Linked DNA regions of Mus musculus: region 1 is linked to region 2. A link is a loop called in an ENCODE intact Hi-C map of the cell type or tissue named here. Cell type or tissue: heart. All regions are shown on one strand. Each heading gives the region's core, and the rest is flanking DNA. Links, peaks and the distances in the headings are about the cores only.

Evidence for each region. Peaks named below come from ENCODE experiments on the same cell type or tissue, not always from the same donor. Only the 100,000 strongest peaks of a DNase experiment are listed, where the experiment ranks them.
Region 1: it touches region 2 in a loop (2.9-fold over the local background); 5 of 42 quality-filtered maps call a loop at or near these places.

What each region holds. Positions count from the first base shown.
Region 1 is chr12:51,755,118-51,764,208 of GRCm38, forward strand. Hectd1 (HECT domain E3 ubiquitin protein ligase 1) reads right to left here. Exons shown (of 43, transcript NM_144788.2): 27 at 8,904-9,037; 28 at 7,307-7,429; 29 at 5,897-6,053; 30 at 4,102-4,324; 31 at 1,930-1,984. Among named protein-coding and RNA genes, the nearest start is that of Strn3, 68 kb to the left of the region's middle. In heart, for the core only: a CTCF peak has its summit at 4,678 (motif pointing right); no DNase peak of the experiment used is centred there.
Region 2 is chr12:51,420,959-51,430,049 of GRCm38, forward strand. It overlaps Scfd1 (Sec1 family domain containing 1), which reads left to right. Exons shown (of 25, transcript NM_029825.3): 15 at 1,949-2,045; 16 at 5,080-5,150; 17 at 6,907-6,986. Among named protein-coding and RNA genes, the nearest start is that of Gm40422, 14 kb to the left of the region's middle. In heart, for the core only: no CTCF peak of the experiment used is centred there; no DNase peak of the experiment used is centred there.

The sequences.
Region 1 (9,091 bases), core at 512-8,511, 330 kb after region 2:
ACCAAACATTGGCCTTCCCAGTGATACGGTCTATGACGCTTCGCATGCATTGCAAGACGAGCTTTGAGATCATGCACTTAATCTAACTTCAGTAACTCAGGGTTAGCTCCCTTCCTCTTCAACTGTTTCTCTCCGTGTTGGTTGGAGTAAGATGGCCCCCAAAGGTTCATATATCTGAATCCTTAGTCACTGGGGAGTAGAACTCTGTGGTCGGATTAGAAGGATTAGGAGGTATGGCCTTGTTGGAAGAAGTGTGTCACTAGGGGTGAGCTATGAGCCTATGCCAGGACCTATTTTCATTCCCATTTTCTCTCCTCTCTGTCTCTCTCTGCCCTCCCTCCCTCCCTCTACCCACCCACTCCAGTCTCTCAGCTCAAAAAGTTTCCTCAAGGAAAATAACATTAGTAAGTGGAGTCGAGACTGCCCTTGTGATGTTTTCACTAAGAATGTGGTTGCCTTTTGCTCTTCTCCTGAAAATCTGCCTGAGGCAAAATTAGTTTTAGATTAATGCCTTGCCAGAGGAGATTTCAAGACAATCTAGCATTGACTCTGTCCTATAAATATTAGTAATCACTCTTATGCATATCTAGAATGAAAAGAAATAAGCTAGCCAAAGAGAAATACAAAATGTCCCATTTGAGAATAGGAGCACCAGAAAGTGTCATAGGACTAAATCCAGTGCTTAAGGAAATAAAACATTTAAAGAAAAGCCTGATGCTAAGTGGAATAAAGGAAGTGGTGACCACAGGGCAAAACCCTACCCTGCTAAGTTCCCAACCCGTGAAAAGGAACCAAAAGCTTAAGTATTGAAGGGAATAATTGCGGGAAGCTGATGGAAATGTAATTGGACCAGGGGGCCAAATTCCTGCCGATCAAGGATCAGACCTTGGAAACTTCGGGTATATGGATTTAGAATCAAGGATACAAGAAAGGGGTTGCGGCTCTCCCGCGAGGCCAGGTGTGTGTCGTAAGCATGCCTCATGGAGGCCCAGGGAGGACACTGAATGAAGCTGTGATGATAAAGCCTGGATTGCCTTGGAGACCTCAAGATCTTGGAGATGCCAGAGTTGTGGGACATCTGCCAAGGAGAGCTGCAGACTGTGGAACCAGCCCAACGAAAAGAAGTATGTTGCAGTCAACAAAGCTGAAAGGAGTTAGAGATCTGAAGCCCATTTTGACATCAGACACAGGAATACAGAACCTGAAGCCTGTCCGCGGGCTTTCAGCTTTGTTGCAGAATGTCCTAACTCTGCTCCCTCCCTCCTTCTGAAATGGTAATACATATCCTGTTCCATATATGTTAGATGCGGTCTGCAGCTTGGCTTTACGAAGGGTTACAGTTAAAAGATTGCCACAAGTCTCAGAGACTTTGAACTTTGGACTTTTAAACAGTGTGGAAACTTTTAATAGACCATGGGAACTTCTGAAGTTGGACTGAATGCAGTTTTGCATTATATTAAACAAAGCTACAGGGCTGGGAAGTGGAATGTGTTAGTTTGACTGAGATGGCTCTCAGAGGCTCATATAGTTGAATACTTAGTCACCCAGCAGGGAATGAAATCCTTTCCCAGGATTAGGAGAACTAGGAGGTGTGGTCTTATTAGAGGAAGTGTGTCTCTGGGAGTAGCTTTGAAGTTTCAAAGGCCCATGCCAGGCCCAGTCTCTCCCCTCTCCCTGTTGCCTACAGAATAGGATGGATGTAGCCCTCAGCAGCTTCTCCAGCACCACTTGGACTCAATGTCATCCTCCTAGCCATAATGAAAATGGACTAAATGTCTGAAAGTGTAAGTGAGCCCCCTCTTAAAGGCTTTCTTTGTAAGAGGTGCCTTGGTCATGGTTGTTTCACAGCAATACCACAGAGGCTAAGATATCCTTTTACTTTTTTCACTAAGTAACTAAAAATAGACCCACTTTCTAAAAATAACTTACCATTTTCCCATTTTCCTTTTCTTTATCAGAATCCTTCATTTCTCTATACATGATTCTAAACATGAAGACATTATTCAATTAATTCATGAATCAAATGATTTAGTTATTTCCAATAAAGCTGTAATCTATTAAAAATAAATGTTAATAAGGTGATTCATTAGATATATACTAACATTAAACATTAAACTCAAGGAATTGCTAGCGAGTATTCTTCCACTGAGATATCTCCAATCCTTGCTCTTTGTAACAACCATTGCTGTGTAGTCTTGTAGCCTAGGCCAGACTCAAAATTGATTCTCGTGACTACTGATTCTGCCTCCATCTCCCAAATGCTGGGATTATAGCCATATGACACTTTGTCTGGCTCAAATAGAAAATTTAAGACAAAATATCTAAAGAAAGCATACATCACCAGATGTGCTGCCACAGGCCCAGTACTCAAGAGTAGGAGAGCCGGGCAAAAGGACTGTTAAGTTCAAAGTCACCCTTTGCTACACAGGAAGTTTACGGCCAACTTGGGCTACATGAAACTCCACCTTAACCACACACACAAATCGCCACTGTCTGTGTGTGCATGTGAATGCACAGTAAATGCACATACAGCACAGAAGCCCGTGGGACTCAGGGCTGAAAGTCGACTCTCCTTCCAGCAAGTAGGCTTCGGGAGCCGGCCTGTTGGGGAACAGGTAATCCCAAGTATCTCCAGCCTGTCATACCGGTTTACATTCTGCCACAGGGGTAGGGGTGGGGCTGTCAGTTACAGAAAACAACTTCCCCTGATGCTTAGGTCCTACACTTTACAGAAAATCCACGATTACTCTGCTACAATGCAAACAGGAGTTTCTTACTTGAAACTGCTTCATCTTGGTCTCTGAGTACACATAGGCATGTGAGAACAGCTGAGGTTTATAGTAGTCGTAGTAATTCTGCTGTTTCTCATAGAAGAAGTAGTAGTCTTTCTTTTATTTCTCTCTCTCTCTTTTTTTTTTTTGATTAAATCTCTTCCCTACACTTTTATTCTTTAAAGAAGGCCCCCAGCTGTGTGTGCATATGTATCAGAGGAGATAACTTGGAGTTCTCCCATCAAGCACTCTTCAGCCAATGTCCATTCTCAACATCCCTAAATCTAGAGGGCTAAAGGTATGAATGTTTTCTATAATAAGTGTTTTGGCTTCCTTTATTGTTACATAAATGAAATGGGGTAAAACATTTTTCCTATGACTAGAAAGGCTAGGATAGGGCTGGTAAAATGGCTCAGTGGTAAGAACACTGACTGCTTTTCCGAAGGTCCTGAGTTCAAGTCCCAGCAACCACATGGTGGCTCACAACCACCCATAATGAGATCCGAGGCCCTCTTCTGGTGCATCTGAAGACAGCTACAGTGTACTTATGTATAATAATAAATAAATCTAAAAAAAAAAAAAAGAAAGGCTAGGGTAACAATAACAAGAAGGCTTATTTTCTAAGACAGTGAAATAAATTTTCAGTTTCTGAGAAGGTGATAAAGTCATTGCATTTCTATCTCAAAAAACTACTATTATCAGATATCATCCAGGATTATGACTATTAAAAGAACATCATAAACCAAATTAATGTTAAATTAAATATCAATGTTTGTTTAAAATACTAATTACTTACTCATAATAATAAAGCACTTAACTATTCCCGAGAAAAAGCAGCTGAAAAGACTACATGTGTTAATTCATTAATTCCTCACAATAATGCTTCATTTTATACATTTTTGGTACTAAGAAGCAAAAATGTCCAATCTTTGGGGGTATAGCTTGGGTAGAGATTTAACTGAAAGCACGTTAAATCTGTCATGTCATTGACAATAATTTGCAGAATGAATAAAGAGGTAGTTTAACTCACATATTCTGCTAAAAGAACAAATAAAGTATACTTAGTGTTTCTGTCACATGCAATTATAAAAATCCAATTGACATTCTTTTCAAGCCTGAGCCCAGATTAGTATGGACTATTTCTAAAGGTTCTCCAGTTCTAAAGTTCAGCCACCCTGCATCTGGAGTTAGAAACAACCTCACTGGGTCTTGCAAAGAAACAAACAAAAGCGTATTTTAAGTTCCTGTAATCCAAAATACAAAGACTCACTGTTCCTAGGCTCATAGATAATAACAATGTTTACTTAAATATCAAGTTAAAATCTCTTACGTGTAAGTGGGCTCCCAAATACGCCTAAGTTTATCTGACTTCACATTGCCATTACAAGACAGTTGAAGCAGTTTTTGTACATAGTAAAAGATGGTGGATCTGAAATTGGTAAGTGGCAGTTCAACTTCCCGCGTTGTTCCAAGCCCCGTCACTTTCAGTGTGAGAGCCAAGCGAGGTGACGGAGTACATTCAACTTCCTCCAAGAGCTCTGAGTGAGGTGTTCCTAAAGATATCAAAGATGTAAAAACAATCAGAGCACAAAGAGCACAGACAAGGCCATACACTCACTAATCATGTCCACTTTAGACTCCCCTGGCTTCAAGACTTGACTTACTACATCTGGTGTGAAGGAACAGGTCACAGAGTTCAGGATGGCCTGGATTATACAGCATGTTCCAGGCTGGACTTTGAACTCATGACAATCTTTTTTTCCCTGAGCCTCTCAAGTACTGGAAAAACATGATCACTGACTGTTTTACTTAAAAATAAAAATAAACGATTAAAAATTTTTTCAATGTATGAAACAAAGTGTCTTGCTTGCATGAATATATGTGTATACCACATATTTGATATAGTGCCTATGGAGGCCAGAAGAGGGCATCAAACCCCAGAGTCTGCAGCTCCAGATATTGTGAGCTGCCGTGTCAGGGTCCTCTGAAATGCAGCAAGTGTTAACTGGTGTGCTTTCTATCCAGCCTGCTTTGTTTTGCTTTAAAGTGGGAATTATTATACCTAGGTTACTTAGAGACAGAATAACAGAACAGGTATATGTATATGAAATATATACATTTTTATTTAAAATGCTTGATAACTTATAGATTATAAACTAAAATTATCACTGACCCTACACTCAAGGAATACCATTTACTCTGAGCCAATGATCTGTCAAACTTTTATTTACAGTACATGAATAAATTAAGAATACAAATATAAATAGGTTGATGACATACTTAGGAAAAAAACTCATCTTTTTATTGACTCATAATTTTTCTTTCTTCTTTATATCATACAACTCTTAAAATAGTGTTTATTCATTGTAGTGCACTCCACTGTGCTTTATGCTGTTGTTGTTTTCAGGACAGGGTCTTACTATGTAGCTCTGGCTGTCCTAGAACTCACTCTGTAGACAATGCTGGACTCAAGTCACAGAGATCCACCAGATAGGAAAAATATTGATAGAGCTGATTGATACAGAAAGCTATGTGTACTCCTTAAGTAACTGTTCTTGTGTCAAGTTCAGAACATTTTATTCAAGCTATATCCTCACATAAAATATATTAAAAAGTACATGTGCCTTCATATTGTACACAGTATCTTTATAGCAATAAAACATGTTAGTGACAAATCTTTAAGGATCATAAATTAGAATACTGGGCATCTACCTATTGAAGCACAATCAGGTACGAGAAGTAAAGATTCATTCTTACTACAAAATGGATGCTCTTAGAACACAAATTTATTATTTCATAGTTCCTGAGGTTTGAAGTTTTACCTGGAGTGGGGATGCCACAGAGCACATGTGGAAAGCGTGGGACAATTTATTAGCTCTCTTCTTCTACCATGTGGATTCCAGGGTTTGAACCCAGTTTGTCAGGCTTAGCAGTAAGTTCCTAGCAGTAAGTTCCTTTACTCATCGAACCCTTTCACTGGCCCCAAATCTATACAACTTAGTTTTTTAAAAAATTGTTTTATTCATAAACTAAAAATACAAGTGGCCCTTTACTGTTCAAACTGTATATAATCATCTCATTTGTTGTCAATTAAAACTAGAACACAACACTTAAATATACTGTACCTGGGGGAGGAATTTCTAGGTCAGTTGTCTGCTGGACATTGGTACGACCAGGTCTAGGATCAAAAGCAGGGACCAGTGCAGAAAACTGGCGCTTTAGCACATAGTCGTCATCCCAGGCTCTGCGGCGGCCTCCTTTGGTTTCATACTCTTCTTCTTCCTAGTACAAAGATTCCACACAGACTTACAGTTGAGGGAAATGACTCTTCCTAAATTGATTAGCCATCTACCAAATAAGTTACCTATATGTTAAGTAATTCTTTAACTGTTAAATTACATTTAATTATGTGTCTATTTTTATGTCTATGTGGAAGTCAGAGGACAACTTGTGGGAGTTGATTCTCTCCTTTGTACTTATACATCTCAAAGATCAAATTTGGGTTTGTCAGGCTTGGTGGCAAAAGCTTTAATCCACTGAGCCAAGTTACTGTCCTTTAGTTCTTTATAGGGACTGTACTTCCTTTATATGAACTGATTGCGAAAGAATAAAACAAGCTAATACAAATGTGTAAAAATACATGTTTCTCATACGTATAGTTTGGTGGTTAAAGAAATCCATACTATATGCAACCTGTATTTCCTAGTGTTGATATTACAATTTTGTAGTATATTACGAACCACTGGGGCAAAAAAAAAACTCGTCAAAAGGCACATGCAACCTTTTGTAGTACTTTGAGACTATTATTTTAAAATAAGTTTTTTCCTAATGCCAATTTAATTTCATTCTGAACTATTCATAAAAAGTAGATGAGTCACTTGTGAGGTGCCTTAAATTTCTATATGACAAACAGATGAAGCGTTGGTTGTTAAAAATCAAATGACATACATGCATACATACGCCTCTCAGTTTAAACACTTGACTGCTAGAAGTTTTTCTTTTTTTCTTTTTCTTTTTTTAACGATTTATTTCATGTATGTAAGTACACTGTTGCTGTCTTCAGACAACACCAGAAAAGGGCATCAGATCCCATTACAGATGGTTGTGAGCCACCATGTGGTGCTGGAATTTGAACTCGGGACCTTTGGAAAGAGAAGTCAGTGCTCTTAACCGCTGAGCCATCTCTCCAGCCCAAGGCAAGAGATTTCTTAATCAGGAAAAAAAAAAAAAAAAAAAAAAAAAGAGAGAGAGAGAAATAAAAGAAAGACTACTACTTCTTCTATGAGAAACAGCAGAATTACTACGACTACTATAAACCTCAGCTGTTCTCACATGCCTATGTGTACTCAGAGACCAAGATGAAGCAGTTTCAAGTAAGAAACTCCTGCTTGCATTGTAGCAGAGTAATCGTGGATTTTCTGTAAAGTGTAGGACCTAAGCATCAGGGGAAATTGTTTTCTGTAACTGACAGCCCCACCCCTACCCCTGTGGCAGAATGTAAACCGGTATGACAGGCTGGAGATACTTGGGATTACCTGTTCCCCAACAGGCCGGCTCCCTGCTCCAGAAGGGACCTGTGGGAGCTGGGAGGTGACGACATGGTGTGTTACGTCAGAGCGAGAGCCAGCTCGGCGTTGCAGGGAGGGACGTCTCAGAATCTAAGATTAAAAAAAAAAAACACCAAGAGACATATGTCTAATTATTTGATCTACACTCTTCAATCAGTCTAGCCCCCAAAAACTGTTACTTAAAAATCTCTTTTACACAGTCAGCTATTGGATGGATCACAGGGCCCCCAATTGAAAAAAAAAAAAAAAAATAACTCTTTTAGTTAGACAGTGGTGGAGCACTCCTTTAATCCCAGCACTCAGAAGGCTGAGGCAGGTGGATCTCAGGGTTCCAGGATAGTTAGGGCTATACAGAGAAACCCTGTCTAGAAGAACATAAAAACAAAAATGAATGAATGAATGAATGAATGAATGAATGAATGAATGAATATTAGGGGCTGGAGAGGTGGCTCAGAGGTTAAGAGCACTGACTGCTCTTCCAAAGGTCCTGAGTTCAAATCCCAGCACCCACATGGTGGTTCACAACCATCCATAATGAGATCTACCACCCTCTTCTGGAGTGTCCAAAGACAGCTATAGTGTACTTACATACAATAAATAGATAGATAAATAAATAAATAAAAGTTCCTTCATCGGTCATCTTCAGCAAAGATGGAGTATCTGGGGTTTTTAATTTGTCATGTATTAAATATTAACCTTCTCCATAAGAATATACCTAGGTTTTTTTTCTTTCTTCACTATAGTAGAGATTGAACGCAGAGCCTTGTATCTGCTAAATAAGTACACCACTGAGTTACACCTCCAGTCCTTTTAGTATAAACTTTATTCTGAGACCACATTTATTACATAGCCCAGTCTGGCCTGGATTTACTATGACTACCAGGCTGCCATAAAATCTGTGATCTTCCTGCTTCAGGCACAAAGTGCTGGGACTACAGTAGTATGTCATCAACATTTTTAAAAATATATACTATTTATTTTGTATGTGTGAGTACATATGTATGAACCTGGTGTATACATGGAGATCAGAGGACAAGCTGCATCGATCCAGTCTCTCTTTTCACTATGCGAGTCCCAGTTATTATTGAACTCAAGTCAGCAGGCATAGTGGCAATTGTTTTTACCCACCCATCACTCTTATGGGCCCCAGGCGTACACCATTAAATGATACATACTACAAAGCGTTTTTTAAAGCTCTTCATTTCACTAACTAAAATCTTTTGGCTTTTGTTTTGTTTTGTTTTGTTTTGTTGAGACAGGGTTTCTCTGTGTAGCCATGGCTGTCCTGGGACTCACTCTGTAGACCAGGCTGGCCTTGAACTCAGAAATCTGCCTGCCTCTGCCACCCAAGGACTGGGATTACAGGTGCGCGCCACCACGCCTGGCTGGCTCTATTTTATTTAAGACGCCGTTTTATGCAGCCCAGACTCCCCAGGCACTGAGGATGGCCTTGAATTTTTAATCTCCCTGTCTCTACTTCCCAATTGCTGGGATCACCAGAGATACCACCATGCCTGGCTTTTACTACCCTACATTAGTGAAGGGAATGGAAGAGTCTCTCTACCATAACCTCCTCGTATTCTTGGTCCTCCTGATTGTCATCTTCATTCTCATCGTCTTCCTCGTCAGGCTCAGGCAAATCCTCGTCATCATCTAGTTCAGCTAAGAGAGTACTGGCACGGCAGCTGTCGAGGAAATCTAGGACGAACAAAGCCAACAACCGCATTGTGAATACAATTAGCAAACGGCACA
Region 2 (9,091 bases), core at 497-8,496:
GTGAGGCAGTGTGGTCTAGTTTTATAGCCTTCTAGTTATTCTTAACCTGAGAATTTGGAGTAACTAAGATAGAAAGATTACCTATTCTTTCAGCAATAATAACAGGTTTTCATGGGGCCTGTGACAGAAGTTAGGTAACAGAAGTTGAAGGTGCACATTCTTATTTTGGCTTGCCTCGTCTTGTTTGAGAGAACAGTGCTGCACATGTTTACAAACAAGATGGTCAGCTAGTAACCATAGAAACTGAAGATCCTTATCAGAAATCTCAACTTAACAATATGCTGCCCTGCGTCTGAGAAAAGTGAAGTCACAAAGGAAGGATTAATTTTATTCAGTAAGCTGAAAAATATGGAAAAACAAAATAAATACTTTTAGGAGCAGTGCAAAGAGATAGGTGAGTGGCAGGCCATCCCTGTGTAAACGTGTCTCTATTGTTTTTATTTACTTTTGTATTACACACAGACATTACATTTACGTATACACATGTGCCACAGTGCCCATGTAGAGGTTAGAAGACTTGTCAGAAATCATATGTCCTACTGTGTGGGTTCTAGGGATCAAACTGAGTCCCCAGGCTTGATAGCAAGGGCCTTTACCCAGTGGGCCATCCTGCCAGTCCCATTTTTAGTTTAACTCTGTGAATACTTCATGGCTGTAAAACTGGCCTTGTGCTCCACTGTACAGGAGGGAGTTGGAAAGAGTGTTGCTGGCTTCCTGTTGCTCATACAGGAAATCCATTCCTTGGTCGACTTACTACTCAGCTTGTATTCTGTTGTGCCCTGTTCTGTTCCAACTGAAAGCAGCTGACTCTGTGTCCCCAAATCACTTCAAACTTAGTTCAGAAACAAAATACAAACAAAGACATGAAAATAAGGTGTGCTGCTTGTTGGAAAGAGTCTAGAAATAACATGACTTGGGTAACTTCTGTCCAGTTAAGTGTAATGTGTGGATCCACACGCCACAAAAGTAAGCACAGCGTGACTACCTGGTCCCCTTTCAATCTGTTGGCCGCTCAGTTCATTCTGATGTGACCAAAGTAGTAAACTGGGGCTGGAGAGATGGCTCAGCCTAAAGGCCAGGCTCACAACCAAAAAACAAAAGTAAGAAACTCAATGCACTTATCACTGATAAGTGGACATTAGCCCAGAAACTTAGAATACCCAAGATACAATTGGCAAAACACAAGAAAATCAAGAAGGAAGACCAACGCATAGATACTTCATTCCTCCTTAGAATAGGGAACAAAATACCCATGAAAGGAGTTACAGAAACAAAGTTTGGAGCTGAGACAAAGGGATGAACCATCCAGAGACTGCCCCACCCAGGATCCATCCCATAATCAGCCACCAAATGCAGACACTATTGCATATGCCAGCAAGATTTTGCTGAAAGGACCCTGATATAGCTGTCTCTTGTGAAGCTATGCTCATGCCTGGCAAATACAGAAGTGGATGCTCACAGTCAGCTGTTGGATGGATCACAGGGCCCTCAATGGAGGAGCTAGAGAAAGTACCCAAGGAGCTGAAGGGGTCTGCAATCCTATAGGTGGAACAACAACATGAACTAACCAGTACCCCCAGAGCTTGTGTCTCTAGCTGCATATGTAGCAGAAGATGGCCTAGTCGGCCATCATTGGAAAGAGAGGCCCATTGGTCTTGCAAACTTTATATGCCCCAGTACAGGGAAATGCCACGGCCAAGAAGTGGGAGTGGGTGGGTAGGGGAGCAGGGCAGGGGGAAGGTATAGGGGACTTTCAGGATAGCATTTGAAATGTAAATGAAGAAAATATCTAATAAAAAAATTGAAAAAAAAAGTAAGAAACTCAACTCTCTGTAAATAAACATACATTGGCTATACATTTGATGATAAAAAATAGAAATTTATTAGCAAGAGACTCTTACTATATTTTTCCTTACTATATTTTTACCTAGTGTTTATTTCGAAACAGGCAAGAAAACTGGATGTATATTTTGAATATGAAGAAAAAATAATGAGCAAGACTACTCTGGATAAGTCCCTCCTAGACGTCATATCCGACCCTGATGGTATGTGCCATAACCTGAGAATGTTTACAGGAACGAATCTAGTGTTTCAGTCCAGACAGAATTTAAGTAGAATTATTGTATTAGTCAGTAATTCTTGTATTAATTATAAGAGCTATCTTATGCTGAAAAATTTTCAACATAGCAGTTCTTAAAAATGGAAAATGATTTTCCCCCTTTGGTCGTGTGTTTAAATACTTTGTATTCATTTCTTTAATGTGCTCTATAGAGCCATCAGTTCCCACTCTCTCCAGGAGATTTGAATGAGTGACATTGTCTCTACTTCACTGTGGCTTATCCAGAGAGTAGATGGGGAATGTAACTAAGACTGAGTTCTACTTTAAATGTTCAGGAACATACTTTAAAAACAGTGTGGGGTGCTTCACAAACTGCGGTGGGGACATGGCTCACTGGATAGAGTTGCTGGCAGTGCAAACGGGAGGACCTGAGCAGCTTGTTGCTTCAGTCTGTGCCTGTTCTAGTACTGGAAGGAAGAGGCCCAGGGGCGGGGAGGGGAGCCCTGTGACTTGCCAATTGCAAGGGTCTGGGAGCAGATGTATTACACCCCCCCTCTTAGATTCTGGCTACAAATGGCATTTTCCATGAGGACTAAGCACAGAAGGAGCTGATAAATAATAGGATAATAGGATAAGTAATTGAAATTTTTTTAGAAAAATGAAATTAGAACATTAGTTGTCCTAGAAAACAAGTAACAACAACAACAGCAACAAATTTAAAAAGACCTAGCAGTCAGTGTGAAAGGCTCCAAATCATGACCATCTGACCATCAAAATAAAAATATAATAATAAATCATGGGTTAGAGCCGATGGGATAAAAAAGGTATCCATGATTTTGAATAGGCAAAATAGGTGAGATAATTGAAATTTGATAGAATGTTTACGTGATCTCAGAGCACTGCATCTTTTAATGAGACTTCATCACTGTGACAAATGCCTGAAACCATTTAAAAGGAGGAAAGATTTTAGAAGCCTTGGTCCACAGTTGTCTGGTCCCACTGCTCTGAGGTGATACTGAACATTGTGGGAGAGCAAACACCTGACTTGCATGCTGCAAGATCAGGGGCTACAGCACAATAGCCATCCAGTGATCGCCTTCCGCCAGTTAGCCCCACCTCCTAATAATAATATAATAATAATAATAAGAGTATCATCATTTTGTCAGTCTGTCGGGTCAGAGCTCTTAGGAACCAATCACTTCCCAAGCCTCTCTGCGGGCAGCCAAGAGTCCTAGCACACGAGCCTGCTTGAGACATCGCATATTTGAACACTAGTACTTCCCTACAAGTACTTGTTCACTATGAAGACAGAAATAGAAACGTTACAGTAAGAACCGAAGTCAATACCTCGTTAGGTAAATCTCACGTAACATTACCAGTAAAGGCGTACCAAAAGGTTGTAAACCCAAGAACTTGACAAAAGTGCCGCTGAGGTTTCATATTTGGGAAATAAGGATAAACTGAGGGCTATCTGGATTCTGAGTCCCGTGAAGCTCCGAGTGTCATCAGCTGTCACTTTTTTTTTTTTAAATCTGGTTTTACTCTTAGCTGCTTGTAATGTTACGATTTCTTTTTTGGGTGTTTTGTTTTGTTTTGTTGATTAGTTGATTTTTGAGATAGAATCTCACTATATAGTCCATCAGGGCTGGAACTTATGTTTAGCCCAGGCTGGTCTTGAACTTGGAATCCTCCTTTCTCTGGCCTTCTTAGTGCTGAGAGTACAGGCATACTTAAGTATGACCAGCTCTTAGTTTGTATTCTGATGAAATACAAGGTGATAGTTATAAGTCTTTACATCCTAGGACACACGTCCCAGTGAGCTTTGCATCCTAGGACACACGTCCCAGTGAGCTTTGCATCCTAGGACACACGTCCCAGTGAGCTTTGGTAGGTTACTACGGCCGCTTCCTTAGCACTTTTCTGTCAACGTGCGCCCTGTGCAAGGAAGAAGAGGGGTGACTGAGCTGCTCTGGAAAATCTGGGCCTTAAGATATCTTAGTGATCACTCGGAAAACTCCCATGGTAATGGGGAATTTCTTTGAAACTTTAGTTTTGTCTTAAAGTTTGAGGTAAATATACTTCATTTTATGTTTTAATATAAAAAAAAGTATGGTTTTCACCAACCTTGTAATTAAAAACTCCTCAGATGGGGCAGCTGGGTACAGGAAATGAGACTTTTGTCTCAGCTCCTGCTGTCATTTAGCTAGCAGATCTTATTTTTTTTTTTTTTGAATTTTTTTCCATTTTTTATTAGGTATTTAGCTCATTTACATTTCCAATGCTATACCAAAAGTCCCCCATACCCACCCACCCCCACTCCCCTGCCCACCCACTCCCCCTTTTTGGCCCTGGCGTTCCCCTGTACTGGGGCATATAAAGTTTGCAAGTCCAATGGGCCTCTCTTTCCAGTGATGGCCGACTAGGCCATCTTTTGATATATATGCAGCTAGAGTCAAGAGCTCCGGGGTACTGGTTAGTTCATAATGTTGTTCCACCTATAGGGCTGCAGATCCCTTTAGCTCCTTGGCTACTTTCTCTAGCTCCTCCATTGGGAGCCCTGTGATTCATCCATTAGCTGACTGTGAGCATCCACTTCTGTGTTTGCTAGGCCCCGGCATAGTCTCACAAGAGACAGCTACATCTGGGTCCTTTCAATAAAATCTGCTAGCAGATCTTATAACCTGACACCTAGGGATGACACCTGCCTCGGACAGTCCTGTGTTCATCCCTTGCCATGTGAAGATGTGCTGCTTAGAGCTGCACACCTGCGTGCCCGTCCTTCCCTTTTTGGTTCATGTCTGAGGACAATCTTCACAGTTGGGAGACAAGTGAGGTGTTTCGGTGGTCGCTCCTAACCCACCTCTCATGTCCGCTGTGCATGCCGCAGTGGTTTTATTCCTTCTTCAGCTCACATGAGCAAGAACTCCATGGAGTCCTGTCACGTTTATACATGCCTTGTGTTAATTATAATGCTCAGTAATCACAATCATAAGTCTTTTTCCCTTCCCCTTCCTTTGTAGCAGGGACTCCGGAAGACAAAATGAGGCTGTTTCTTATCTATTACATAAGCGCACAGCAAGCACCGTCCGAGGTATGGAAGCTGACACCTGAGGGGTGGGGTGCTCATCGCCAGTTGCCAGCTAGACTTGCAAAACAAGAAGTAAAAAATCACTAAATATGTGATGCTCATGTAGTCAAAGAACAAAACAACTGGAACGGTTATGGCAGATTCTGTTAGCTGCAGTTTATACCAGGATTTGTGTCAGCGCTTGGGGACCTGACCACAGTCACAGTGTGGAAGTAAAACTGACCGCAGGTGTCAAAATTCTTACTTCTGAAAACTAGCTGTCCTAAACTGAATCAACCCAGTTGGCTGTACATTTCAGAAGATTGGTCTTATCATTTTAAGATTGTTTTAAAACCAGAGACTGTTCCAGAATATACCCTGTGTGCTGTTTATAAGGAAGGTGGATTGGAAACCATGAACTCCCTTAAATTAACCAAGTATAGCTTTAGATAATAAGCAGCAAGCAAAAAAGCCTCCAAGATGCTATTGAGAGATAATTGTTAATACCAGTTTTTGTTATTATTGTTTGACAAGTTGTAAAGCTTCCATTAGTCAAAAATTATTAGAGTGTTAAATCACTGTTCGCTTGGGGCTCTTTTACTCTGCTGTGGACTACATTCATGACTTAACTTTTCTTATACTTTATGCAGGAAAAAAGCGTGGTTCTTCTTTCCTAGAAAGGCTTTTTATCAGTGAAGGTCTGCCTGTGGCTTAGTTTCCCATGTCCTATCTATAATATTTTAGGGACATATTCTTTTAAACCTTAGTATTGCCTTAATTTAACTACCTTATTTTTAGTAAAGATTTTTATAAACATTGGTGATCATTAGGATCATTAAATCATGATGACCAGTATCTTAATCATCCTGAAAGTTGATGGTGAGCTTAAAAGCTTTTCCCTTGGCAGGCCTAGGAAGATAACTGGTTCATACAGTGCTTGCTTGTGTGGTCCCTAGCATCCATGTGTTTTAAAGAAAAAGAAAAGCCAGCCGTTTACCAGTGATCCCAGCACGAGGATCCCAGGGCCTGCTGACCAGCTGCAGGCTGACTCCATGGCCTCCAGTGAGACACTGTCTCAAAGGATGAGGAGTGATCAGGGGACTCCACACACTGTCACAAGAACACACACAGAGGATTTCTTCCTCTTATATCAGAGTCACTATGGTGCTAGGCTCTTAACTGACACAAATTCAGTTCGGCTTACTCATCAGGGGATATAGTGAATAGTCAAGAAAGAGAAGACAATTTTAAAATGGGAAGACAGCTGTTTCTCAGCAAGGGACTTGGAGCCCTTGCCTCCCAACTTGGGTTGCTCCTCCATTTTTCTGGCTTTGAAATATTTTTGGCCAAGTTAAATGTTTACCTTTTTTTTTTTTTTTTGGTTTTTCGAGACAGGGTTTCTCTGTGTGGCCCTGGCTATCCTGGGACTCACTCTATAGACCAGGCTGGCCTCGAACTCAGAAATCCGCCTGCCTCTGCCTCCCAAGTGCTGGGATTCAAGGTGTGTACCTTGTCCCGAAGCAAAGCAGAAGAGAAGAAAACGGATGCACTTCCTGAGGGAGGCCAGTTCCATGCTTTGCACTCCCATGGCTGTCTTCTCATCAGCTGTGCTTTCTGCCCCAGATGCATAGCCACTTAGGGAGTCATTTAAGGCCAGCTCCACCTGACATGGCGCTGGCATTTAAATTCAGGCTTTGGATTAAAATCTTGATTAATCAAATAACAGCAAACAGTCTTCTGTGAAAGTATTTTTTACCATAGAATTCTTTTCTTATTGCAGGTTGATTTGGAGCAGTATAAAAAGGCTTTAACAGATGCAGGCTGCAACCTTAGCCCTTTACAGTATATCAAGCAGTGGAAGTAAGTTTTAGTTTCTTTTTACTCTCCTCTGGTTTAAGGTAAGGTCGCAATTCAGATTTGGTTCCTAAGAAAATAGGAATGCTGGTAAGAAGGCTGAGTAATGTCGTGGAGATTTTTTATGTCCAAGTGCAGAGCAGTTCCTTGTCTAGCCCACCTTATTCACAACTTAAAGCTACATAAAATAGAAACATCTTTTATCCTGGGAAAAACTTGGTATTTTTTTTTCTGATGCATTAGAAAATTGGAGACTGGAGTCCTCTGGATCAATGTGTCAAAACTATCAACTAGCAGCAAGAACAATACCAAATTCTAAGACCTTTGTTCCGAGGAAATGGCAGATTAATTGGTGCATTTATAGTCTATTAGAAGGAATGTAAATTTCAATAATTTTCCAAAATGCCATAAAAAGTCTTGACCTTCTACTCCTTCTAAGGATTTATCCAAAGAAGTTACTGGAGCCATAAAAGTATAGCAGTGAAAACCAGCCTGAGTGCCCAGCAGTGAACTGGGCAGGGAAATGGAGGTTGCTTTAGCCCCATGCAGTGGCACACTCCTTTAATCCCAGCACGCGCAAGGCTGAGCTAGGAGAGGCCATCACAAGTCAGTACAGCGTGGGCTACATAGCAATACCATGTCCATCTGTCCATCCTTGCTAAAATTGTGGTATTTTTGTAAGATAGAGTCCAGCTGGATGATTAAATAAGATAGGGGACTTAAGGCATTGGCAACATTTGTGTTACTGTGTTAAGAAGGGAATGTTGTTCACAACACTAAGTTGATTTATTTGATAAATACTCTGAGCTCCCAATACCTATCAGCTCAGCATTCATGGGCTGAAAATACTCTGGAAAAAACAGCTGCTAAACTTGGTATATATGTTTGTTTGTTTTCTCCTTAATGTTATTTCCTAAACAATACAGTATAATAGTTATTTACATAGCCTTTATATTATATTCCATATAATTTAGAGGTGGTTTCAATTATAGGAGATGGCATGCAGAGGTTGTATGGACATACTATACATTTTATATAAGGAACTTGAGCATTCAGAGATTGTCATACTTTTGAGGATTCTGGAACCATCCCCCATGAATGCCTGACAATGCTATCTATATTTCCTAATTGGGAGCTTGATGAACAGGACCTGCATCGTCATTGGATTTACATGTATACAGTTTACAATTAAACAAATGAAATAATAATGTTGAACTCTGCTGGATGATTCAGAGACGGTGACACTGAATGACAAGATCTTAGCCAGTGACTAGATTTGCTGAGTAGGGGAAACTTCTGGGTGGTGACAGTGAGCCAGAAATAGAATGACAGAGTACAGTATGATCTGCCTGCATGTGACATGCATACATTTGGTTGTGTAGCTGCAAAGCGTGTGCCTGAGTGTCACTTCACATGCAGGCCTTCTCCTTTGGCTGCTTTTCCTTTCAGACCTCTAAAGCAAGCATTGCCTCTGAAATGCTCTTCATCAGTTTCAGACAATAAGACTAACTCTGCATTCCAGGCTCCATTAGGAAAGATGTGCATAGCCAAAGAGACACCAGGTTCTTAACTGTGGCTTGCTCTAGAGGGTGATGTGGGTGCCTTTTATTATCTATGCTTCTGATGACATTTGAAGTTTCTCTTCTGTTTGACCATGTTCTTTGCACTTAAAATATAGTTAATCTCTAATTTGTAACATTTGTTTTACTTTCCAATTATCAGATATTAGTTTAACAATTTTAAGAAATTGAGAAAGATAAAAAAGAAGGTAAAACTCACCGGGTGTTGATAGCACACGCCTTTAATCCTAGCACTTGGAAGGCAGAGACAGGGGACTCTGTGAGTTCAAGGCTACAGAGTGAGTTCCAGGACAGCCAGGGCTACACAGAGAAACAATTTGGGCCAGTAAAATGGCTCAGCAGGTGAAGTCACTCTGATGTTGGTGACCTGAATTCAGCTCCCAAATCCACTTACAGGTAGGAGAGAGCTGACTTCACAGAGTTGCCCTTTGACCTCCACATCACAGTCATCACAGCATCACATCACAGTCATCACAGCATGCGTGCGTGTACAAAACAGGAAGAAATCATGTTTTAAAGAAAAGGAAACTT